2 separate regions of the Homo sapiens genome follow, and region 1 is linked to region 2. The links are chromatin loops, found by intact Hi-C in ENCODE. Cell type or tissue: IMR-90. All regions are shown on one strand. Each heading gives the region's core, and the rest is flanking DNA. Links, peaks and the distances in the headings are about the cores only.

Region 1 (5,391 bases), core at 159-5,158, 280 kb after region 2:
TTTTTGTGATTTCTGAGTCATTTCTCCAACTACATTATAAACTCTGAGGCCCTGTCCCTGGATGGCCTTATCTCCCCACAGGACTTCAATTTCCACATGTGGCCATTCCAATATATGTGCCCAAATGCATGTCAGTCATCAGCACGTGGATGTCCCACAAGGCTCTCAAAGGCAATGTTCAAAACAGAACTTACCATTGCTTCTAATCTTCAGGCCCTGACTCTACTCCCCCATTTGCTATCTTAGGGAACAGCATTCAGACCAGAAACCTGGTTGTCGTGTTGGGTTCTCTGACTCACTCCCCATAGCCATAAGTCATTGACACTCTTATTGCCTTAATAATTCTTCACTCAGTGTCTTTCTTTCTACTCATGTTGATAGGACCGAGGAACTCATTATCTCTTGTCTGAGTTGCTGCAGCAGCCTTCCAGCGACTTCTCACATCCTTCTCTTGATTTCCCAAACCAAGCAACACGTTGGTGGGATATTTTTCTAAAACAGAAATCTGATTATGCAACTCCTACTTAAAATAATTCAATGATTTCTTCTTCACCTACCGCCATCATTCACAGACAAGAAGCTCCAGGAGGACCATGGTGCATCTTCTTAAAGATTAATTTATTTGAAGGTAAATAATTCAAAGTCTACTAAAATTGATATAATATAGAGTAGGTTACAAAATTCACATTTGTTTTTAAACCTGGAAGCTCCAGAAATTTTAACATGAGCTACAACCATTTCAGGTGATGTTCCTCTATCTTCAGAGGATAAATACTTGCTCACAATTGCTGTTAGGAGTAATATGATTTAAAAAGGGATAATGAATGGATAAGATCCAAATTCCTTAACATGGTTTATAAAGTTTATTTTGATCTAGCCCTCCTTGTCTTCTCAGCTTCATAAGTGTCTTCTTAGGCCTCACCCAAGCACTAATCTGACTAACTCCTAGTTGTCATTACCTCTCAGGCATGGCTTCATCAGAAAATCTTCCTTCTTTCCCTCCTTTCCCAATCTGGTTTTAGACTTCCCTTCTCTACAATCCACCAGCATCCTGGGCCTACTTCTATCATAGCCCCTTCCACATTGCTTTGATGTTGTGGTTTTCTTATGTGATTCTTCCATTAGACTGTAAGCACCCTAAAGGTAGGTGTCATAGAGCTTTGAAAGTTCAGTGCCTAAGATAGTATAGCATACATGGTAGGTGTTCAGTGAAGCTTATGATTAGTTGAATAATCACCCTCCACAGAGCACAACACAGGTGTTCAATAGATGTTTAATTTAACAATTGATAATCAGAAAATAGACATTTCTCATTAACTCTTTCCCTTTCCTTTTGAGCATTCATAATGTTCCACCACTAATTCTTAAAACCCAAGTTCCCACCCTCTAATCACAAACTCCTGTTGCGAGGGGGGATTGCTGAAGGGAGTCTGATAGGACACAGATCAGTGCATCTGCAAATTGATCCTTCTCAGTACCAAGTGGGCTTCTTTGTCATCTGACAACCTTTTAAATTGTCCTTTTCCCTCAGTGGATATTTCAAATATTCACCACTGTCATTGATTCCATTAACATTTCAGTATGAAGTTCACTCTCTAATTCATAGTTTATCCTCAACTTTTGCCCTCCATTTAAAACACTGACAGATTCATCTTTATCTTGTGTGTTCTTCTGTTTTCTTTTTCTTTTATGGGGAAAGTTATCCTCTTCTCTTCAAGAGCTTGCCCTCCAGGCTCTAGGTGCCAATAATCACCTGACAGCAAATTCCACGAATGCTTCGCCTTGTGTATTGTAAGTGGCCATCTGTTGCATTTGACATCATTACTGATCTTTTTGTAAGTGGAAGTCCCCTTGGTTTGAGTGATAGATTATCTTACTCTTCAACTTCTTTGTCCTTTGTGCACTGTTTTCTAGAGTTCCATCCTTTACTGTTCTTTCATTACCCATATTCTCTCAATAGAGAGAATTAGATCCTTCTACTCTGAAGGATTTAATTGCAAGTGATATACTAATATTGGCCAGATTTGTATACTCTGCCATACAGCTCCTAGACATCTCAACCTAGAAGCTTTATGGAGATTTCAAACTCAAAAATCAATAGCTTATCATCTTTATCTCATCTTTCTTCTTCTAATACCCTTAAAGTTCTCTTTGTCTTCTGTTTCCTCTCTGGGTAAATTGGCAGCATCATCAAGTTGCCCAAGTCAGAAACCTGGGAACCATCTCACAACATCCCTTTTTAATGTTGATGAAGAGCTCTTGACAATTCTTCCTCCTAATCTAATCTCAGTTTTTCCCACCCTCTTTAATCCAGCTGTCAATGCTCCTGCCTGGTCCTCACCAGCTCTCACATGCTGTGTTACAGCAGACCCTAATTGTCCCCCTTTCAGGCCTCACCTCTCCCAACCCACAGTTTTTACGGCTGCCAGTGTTGGTTCTCTGAGTCAGCCCAGATATTGCTTCCTGTAGAAACTCTCGCAACACCATCCCCTGGGCAGATATAGCTGCTTTCTCCAGTATGAATCTGAGACCTGGTACAGCATAAAGTTCTCCTGTAATCTTTTACTCTGTTGCATTCTTTCATTTTCTGTTTCTTTCATTTTCTCTCTTCCACTTAATTGCAAGCTCTTTGATTACAGAAGTTGTATCTTTCTGAATTGCTTAATAAATATTTATTGAATGAAATGTTTATTGAGTGAATTCTTCCAATTCTTTGCCTTTTTCCACTTAATTTCACTGTTATTGTTTTTTATTTAGAGGTAGAAGAGTGTAGCATTTATAAGTTCAGGTTCTGCAGTGAGACTTTCTGAGTTCAAATCCCAGCTCCTCCTTAACTTTGCAAGCTCTCTCATTTTTCTGTGCCCAGTTTCCTGATCTAGAAACTGGAGATAATAATAGTAACATTTTCCAGGAAATTATGAGGACTAAGTGAATTAACATGTAAACATTTGAATTTCAGACTATTGCCTGACACACATTAAGCCCTTAGATGTTACTTTTATTATTGTCATATTTTTTCTTTTTTCATCTCTTCTTCTTTCCTTCCTTTTTCCCCATTCTTTTTGTTTGTTTGGCATTCAATTTTCTTCCTTCTTCTCCTATTACTCTCATATTTACTAACAGCTCATAATGTCCCAGCCACAGAGAAGGTCCTGCTATGAGGAGTCACACAAACAAATACCTCTGTAAGGTCATGTTGATGTGACATTTAGAGATGGAGTAAACAGTTGCATTGTGGCAGTGGTCATGCTCAGGAATTTGACTGCAACACAGCCCTCTATAGCATGGAATGCAGAATAATCTCACTCCAGGACCCCGTCCAAGGCAGGGTGGAGCATTTCTAGGATATTATTTGTGTTATGACTCCAGGCATGGGACTACTGCAGGCTTCATGGCTGTTTCTTTGTGGTCAATATCATCTGATGGATCCATTTCAGAACCTTGCTCTGAGCTGGTCTTTCCTGGTGGAGAAGGAGGGCTCCAGACTGGATTTGGGGAGCACATGATTTTAACCCTCAAAGGGAAATTTCTCTGGAAGTCTGACTGCTACTTCTTCCAATATTTTGAAAAGAATAAAAATGGAAAGACTATACCACCAGACTTTATGCAAATATGTGATTGTTTATGGCCAATGTTATATGGACACGTCAAAATGGTCTATCTGTGTGGGTGCATGAGTTCATTTTCAGTAATATGAACATCTAGAAAAGTTTAGGTGTGTGTGTTTGTGTGTCTGTTTGCTGTAGAAAGAAACCACAAGGGCAGTTCAAAAATATGCTTAGCCTTTTTTATAGAATTAATCTAACCCAAATTTAGAGGAGAAAGACTCAAAGATTAACCAACATGAAAATACTTAATTGGGCAAATTTGGGCAAAGGCTTTTGTTTTTATGTTTTTATGATTAGTTTTTGTCACAGGATAATAATTGGATTAGGTCATTAAGAAGCCCCGACACACTAAATTATGTAGCCTAGTGCCTTACACATAGTGGATACTTGGTAATTACTTGAGGGATGAATGAATAAGCAAGGAAATGGATTCCTCAGTTTAAATGATGTGTACCAAATTGCCTAGATAAGTTTTCTGGAGGAAGATACTTATGAATACATCAGCCAAGATAATTGGAATGAAAGTAAAAGGCTAGGATAAAAATATTTAAGGGGAAAAGTGAGTTGTGGCAACGAATTTAGAAATATAAATTCAGTTACTATTGGCCTAGTGACACTTGAAAGCCATTTGTAAGATTACTTTTTGTGGCAAATTAGTGGAGACAAAGAATAATTTACAAATGAAAACATGTTAGGAATGAAATGTAATTTTAAGCCTGAAATACTTGCTTGTCCTCCACAGCCACATCTGCCTCAAGATCAAGTCCTTCATAGCTAATGAAAACCAGAAAACAAGAGAAAAACTTAAAACTGAGATTTCTTTAACTATTGTTCACTGAGCATACATTTAGATAAGGCCTTGTGCTTAGTGCTTCAAAGACTTGAGAAATCCAGATCTTGATTTCAATAAATTTATTCTCTAAAGAAGAAAGAAATTGAGTAAACAAATTAATATTGACACAAGAAAGATTATAAGACAAGGAAGTTTTTGGTATTTTCTTGTTTTTGTTTTTGTTTTTTTAGTTATATCAGTAAGGATTCAACCAGAGAAACAACATCAGTAGGAGATACTAAGAGATTTATTGCAAGGAATTGACTTGTGCAATTCTTGGTGATGTCAAAGCAAGTCTGAAATCCACAGGACAAACCAAGAAAGGCAAGCTGAGAGTCCTGAGCATAATTTCAGGTTGCTATCTACAGGCAGAATTTCTTTTTCCTTAAGGAAGCCCCAGTTCTGATCCTAAGGCCTTTGACTGATTGATTCAGGCTCACACTGACTATCTGGGATAATCTCCCTGCATAACATCAACTGATTATTGACTTTAAGCACATCTACAAAATACCTTCATCGCAACAGCTAGATTGTGATTGAAGTTTGATTGAATAATGGGGACTATAGCCTAGCCAGGTTGCAAGGTAAAACTGACCACCACAGTCCACATCTTGCCAATTTTACATCCATACACATCTTCTGGAACCATACTTAATCTCCAAATAAAAATAATGGCAAAATCATACTTCCATCTAATATGATACAACTATCTTCCATGCCACCAAAACCACACTAACGCTTTCCTCAGAAGAGGATGCAAAGTCTTGGGTACTGTTCACTTTTCTCCTTGATATTCTATAATGTAAATATTGTGATATAAAGTTAACTATTATTAATACAGCCTATGTTAGATGAAAAGGGGATAAGAGAGGAAAGAACACAAAAATATTTGCTAAATATATATACAAACATTCATAATAAGAAAAAAATCTGTAACTATTATAGTCCTTA
Region 2 (5,391 bases), core at 166-5,165:
CAATCTGACAGAAATGTGCTGTGAGGAATGGAAAGTCCCTGTAATAAATATAACTGCTAGGATGATGTAATCCCAAAACTTTATTTATCTATTTATTTAGAAACACACCTAGCTAATTTTGTTTTTTGGTAGAGACGGGGGTGGAGGTCTCACTATGTTGCCCAGGCTGGTCTTGAACTCCCGGGCTCAAGCAATCCTCCCATCTCAGCCTCTCACAATGCTTGGATTACTGGCATGGACCATCATGCCCAGTCCTATTTATTTATCTATTCTCCTATTGCCTCTTTAAAAAGGGTTCAGTGGGGGAAGTTATTATTATTCCCCTGAATGAAAATTTGGCAGGTCCCATACTTTTTGTGCTAATTCTTAGTAGACAATTCTAAGTGTCATAGAGTTTCAATTCAGTAATTATGAAGTCCAATTCAAGATATTAATAGAAACTCTGAACTATTTGTGTTAAACCTCAGCTTGCCAGCACAGATTTGCCTGAGGCTGGAAGTGGGAAAAGGGCATTAGCTGGCTTCATCTTAGTCTCTCTCCTTTTTTTTCTCTTCCTCTACCACTAATCTTGCCAGTTTCTGACCACCAAAAGTTGAAACAGGAAGGGGTGAGTTTGGAGACTCGTAAGGGGAAAGGAAGTATCTTACTAGAACAGGGTATCATTATTATTTGGCTCCATGTATTCTGGATCTGCAGATGTTTAGAGCCAACCTTTTCCTTATGGGAACTGTCCCTTGCCCCAGACAGATGCATCTCCACTTCATGTGGCCCCCTGAGACTCTGTCTGTGGGCTTTAACTTTCTGCTTGGGTTCTTCTGCCTCCCCAAGTGTTCTGCTTGGACTGGGGCCAAGCCGACCTGGTGCCAGCTTGCTCTCTTGTGGATGACAGCTTCTGAGAAATGTGTTGTTAGGTGATTTTGCCATTGTGTTAACATCATAGGGTGTACTTACACAAACCTAGATGGTATAGCCTACTACACACCTAGGCTATATGGTATATATTGCTCCTAGGCCACAAACCTGTATGGCATGTTACTGTACTGAATTCTGTAGGCAATTGTAACATGATGTAAATGTAACATGATTTATATATTTTATATATTTGTGTATGTAAACATAGAAAAGTTACCATAAATATATGGTATTATAATCTTGAGGGATCACTGTTATATATGTGGTGTATCATTGACTGAAACGTCGCTATTTGGCACATGACCATAGATCCCAGCACAGTTTTCCTCTCCTGGCTCTGCTACAAAGGAATTGAGCCTCTGTGGCCTCAGGCAGGAATCATCCCTGGGAAATCTCTCCCACCCCAGGAAATGGCAGGTCTCTCCTTCCCCCTTGAGATAGGAGTGAAATGGGGCTCGCAGCTCAGCGCCATACCACATACAATATCTTCTTTCAAAGATATTCTTCTCACAAAAATCTTCTTTCTCCCCACACTTACCTCTCCCTTTTTATTCTTGATTTGGTTGAGGAGTTCAAGGGTCATGAAGCCATTTTTGGACCAGTTTCTTTACAAATTATTCATAAGGGGTTCTGTCTTGAATCTTACATCTGTTATAGTGTACTATCACAACAAAAACTTCAGTGTGAACATTCTCTTACATAAAGCCTAATCCCAATGGTAATTTTTTTCTGAATTTCTTTTATAAAACATAAACTAGTTATAATTTTTGTGTCAAAATTTATATGTTTACATGTTTTTGTAAATGAAACATATATTCATGTAAACACATAAATCATTTATATATATTAATACATTAGATTTATGGGTTTTTTTCACTCTTTTATTCTAAGAAAATTTTAAGACAGCTTTCATAGCTTTGGTTTATTAGTTCCATTGCTGCTCTAACCAATTCCCACAAATTAAGTAGCTTAAAAGAACACAAATTTATTATTTTACAGTTTTGGAGGTCAGAAGTTTTAAATTGGTTTCCTTGGGCTAAAATCAAGATACAGCAGGATTGCATTCTTCCTGACAGCTCTAACAAAGAATCTATTTCCTTGTCTTTTCCACATACTACAGGCTACCAGCATTTTGGCCTGGGGTCTCTTTCTATCTTTAAAGACTCTTCTGCCTGCCTCTTCCACAGTGAAAGACCCTTGTGATTGAATTGGGCCCACCTGGACAATCAATGACAATTGCACTGTCTTCAAGTCAGCTACAGCTAATTAGTAAGTTCCATCTGGAGCTTTACTTCCCTTTTCCATTGTATATCAGTCACGTTTCAACCAGAGAAGCAGAACCAGTAGGAGAAATACATATTTTAAGAAATTTACTGCGAGGAATCGGCTTATGTGATTGTGGGTGCTGGCTAGGCAAGTCTGAAATGCAGGGTTTCTTGGTCATTCAAGGGACATACACAGAGCAGAGAAAAAATTGAGTCAACTACATTCAGAGCACGTCTCCCGCTGAGGTTATTAACAAGACAATGCTCTGCTTTCCTGTCTCAGCTTTCAAACAGCGATGACCGGAGGATGCAGCCAGTAGGGGGCAGTGCAGTGTAGTGCAAGAAGCTCCAGCTTTAGGGTCAGTCAGATGAGGTTTGAAGTCCGACCTTGATAGTGGGGCAGCCTCATGCAAGTTATTTTACACTTCTGAACCTTTTTTTCACTCTTTTAAAAAACAAAATTTTAATTTTGAATAGCATTTTCACCTTTGTAAAATAAAGAAAATAGAATCTACAAGGATCAACTGTTTTGAGGAGTTAAGATTATAATCTATGTGAGATATGCTTGCTTAAATATGAAACATATATGAATGAGCACACATCCTAGGAGCAATGGTTCAGTATTTGCTAATTCAGTGTTTGCAGCTGCGTTTTGGAACATAACTACCACAAATAACAAGAATTGGCTGTACTAAGAGATGGCACTAGGGTATCTCTTGTACATTCTTCTTTACTTTTATGCATAGTAGCAACCCAATTTCCCCTTGATAATCAGGACAAATTACTTCAGCCAATACAGCATCCCTTTCTTTGTCTGTGAATGTTATGTAATGGAATCATACATTATGTAAACTTTTGGGATTGGCTTTTTCACTTAGATAATTCTCTATAGATTCATCCAGATCGTTATGCGAACTAATAGCTCATTCCTTTTTACTGCGGAGTAATAGATGTGCCAGTTTGTTTAGCCATGAGGTTTGAATTCTAATCCTGTTAGTGGGGCAGCCTCAGATGAATTATTTAATACTTCTGAACCTCCTTTTCGCTCTTTTAAAAAACAAACTTTAAATTTTGAGATAGTTGTAGCATTTTCATTTTTGGAGCTATTATTAGTAAAACTTCCATAAGCATTCATGTACAGGTTTTCGTGTGAACACAAGTCTTTGTCTTCTGAGATAAATGACTGGCAGTGCGTGGTAATTGCATATTTAGTTTTAGAGGAAGCTACCAAACTTTTCCAGAATGGCTGTGCCATTTTACATTCCCCAAAACAATGTGTGAGTGATCCATTTCTCTGCATATTCACCAGCATTTGATGTTACTTTTTTTTTTTTAAATAATGCTTTAGCTATTCTGAGAGGTAGGCAGTGACACCTTATTGTGGTTTTAATTTGCATTTCCCAAATGACTAATAATGTTGAATATCTCTTCTTGTGCGTATTTACCATCTGTATATCTTCTTTGGTTAAATGTCTCTTCATGTCTGTGTTTGAATTGAATTGTTTGTTTACTATTTAGATTTGAGAGTTCTTTATAAATCCTAGATACTAGTCTTTTGTTGGATATATGGTCTGAAAGTACATTTGTCCATCAGTATTAGTGGGGATTGGTTCCAGGACCATCCCCAATACCAAAAGTCCATGCATACTCAAATCCCCCAGTAGCCCTGCAGAACCTACCTCTTGGATATGAAAAATCAACCCTCCATATCTGAGGATTTGGCATCCTGCAAATATTGTGTTTTTTAACTGTGTTTAGTTGTGGATATGGAGGGCTGGTGGTATTTACTGAAAAAAAAATGTGTATGAGTGGACTCATGTAGTTCAAACCTGTTATTCAAGGATCAACTTTATTCTCTTCCACTCAATAGCATGTCTTTTCTTCCTTTTCACAGCGTCATTCAAAAGGTAAAAGTTTTAATTTTGATAAAGCCCAATTTATTATTTTTTCCTTTTATGGCTCATGCTTTTGGTGTTATCTTTGTTCAGGTTGCTATAACAAAAATACCATAGACTGGGTGGCTTAACAGAAACTTATTTCTCGCAGTTCTTGAAGCTGGGGAGTCCAATTTCATGTCACTGGCAGATCTGGTGTCTGGTGAGGGCTCACTTCCTGGTTTGTAGATGTTGTCTTTTCCCTGAGCTTTCACATATTGGAAAGGAAGAGGATGCTCTCTGAGGTTTCTTTTATAAATGCACTAATTCTATTCACAAGGGCTCTGCCCTTATGACATAATCACCTTCCAAAGGCCTCACCTCTTAACACTGATGATTAGGTTTCAAGACAAAAATGTTAAGAAGACATAAACATTCAGTCTATAGTAGATGTAAGTCTAAGAATTCTTTGTCTGGCTTTAGATCACAAAGTTTTTCTCCTATTTTATTTTTTCAAAAAGTGTTATGGTCTTATATTTTACATTTAAGTACATGATCCATTTTAAGTTAAATTTGTATAAAGTAGAAAACTTCAGTCTAGGTTCTTTTTTTTTCTTTCTGCCTGTGAACATCCATTTTCTCCAGCATCCTTCATTGAAAAGACTATCTTTCCTCCATTGTCAAAAAACAGTTGAACATGTTTGTGTTAGTATATTTTGGGATTCTCTATTCCAGCTCCATTGATTTATGTGTCTGTCCCTCTGCTAGTACCATGCTGCCTTGATTGCCATAGCTGTAAAGTAGGTTGTAAAATCAGGTAGACTGCTTCCACTCATTTTGTTCATGTATTTCAAAATGATTTTAGCTATTCTAATCCTGTACCTTTCCATGTAAATTTTAAAATTATCTTGCCTACATCTATCAAAATCTTGCTGGTATTTTGAGAGTACTTGTTTTAAGCCTATATATTAATTGGAAGAGAATTGACATCTTTACTATATGATATTGAATCTTCCAATCCATGAACGTGGTATGTCTCTGTATTTATTTAGATCTTTGATTTCTTTTATCAACTTTTTGTAATTTTTGGCATACAAGTCCTGTGCATGTTCTGTTAGTTACACTTAATTTTTTATAAGTAATTGTAAATATTGTATTTTTGATTTTAGTGTCTACATGTTTATTGCTAGTAAATGGAAATATAATTGGCTTTTGTGTGTTTATTTTGTATCCTGTGACCTTGCTGAACTCTCTTATGAGTTCTGTTCTATGAGATTTTGTTTGTTTATAGATTGGGATTTTCTACATAGACAATCATGTCATATGTAAAAAGGGACAGT

Evidence for each region. A loop is a pair of places that touch in the nucleus more often than their neighbours do. Peaks named below come from ENCODE experiments on the same cell type or tissue, not always from the same donor. Only the 100,000 strongest peaks of a DNase experiment are listed, where the experiment ranks them.
Region 1: a loop joins it to region 2, with 7 times the contacts of the local background. A loop is called at or near these places in 2 of 110 quality-filtered maps.

What each region holds. Positions count from the first base shown.
Region 1 is chr6:133,629,497-133,634,887 of GRCh38, reverse strand. All of the region lies in intron 4 of TARID (TCF21 antisense RNA inducing promoter demethylation), which reads left to right. Among named protein-coding and RNA genes, the nearest start is that of EYA4-AS2, 180 kb to the right of the region's middle. In IMR-90, for the core only: a CTCF peak has its summit at 3,263; DNase peaks (open chromatin) are centred at 2,467 and 3,237; H3K27ac peaks cover 2,382 bases.
Region 2 is chr6:133,913,852-133,919,242 of GRCh38, reverse strand. No RefSeq gene overlaps it. Among named protein-coding and RNA genes, the nearest start is that of TCF21, 27 kb to the right of the region's middle. In IMR-90, for the core only: a CTCF peak has its summit at 2,494 (motif pointing right); a DNase peak (open chromatin) is centred at 2,502; H3K27ac peaks cover 374 bases.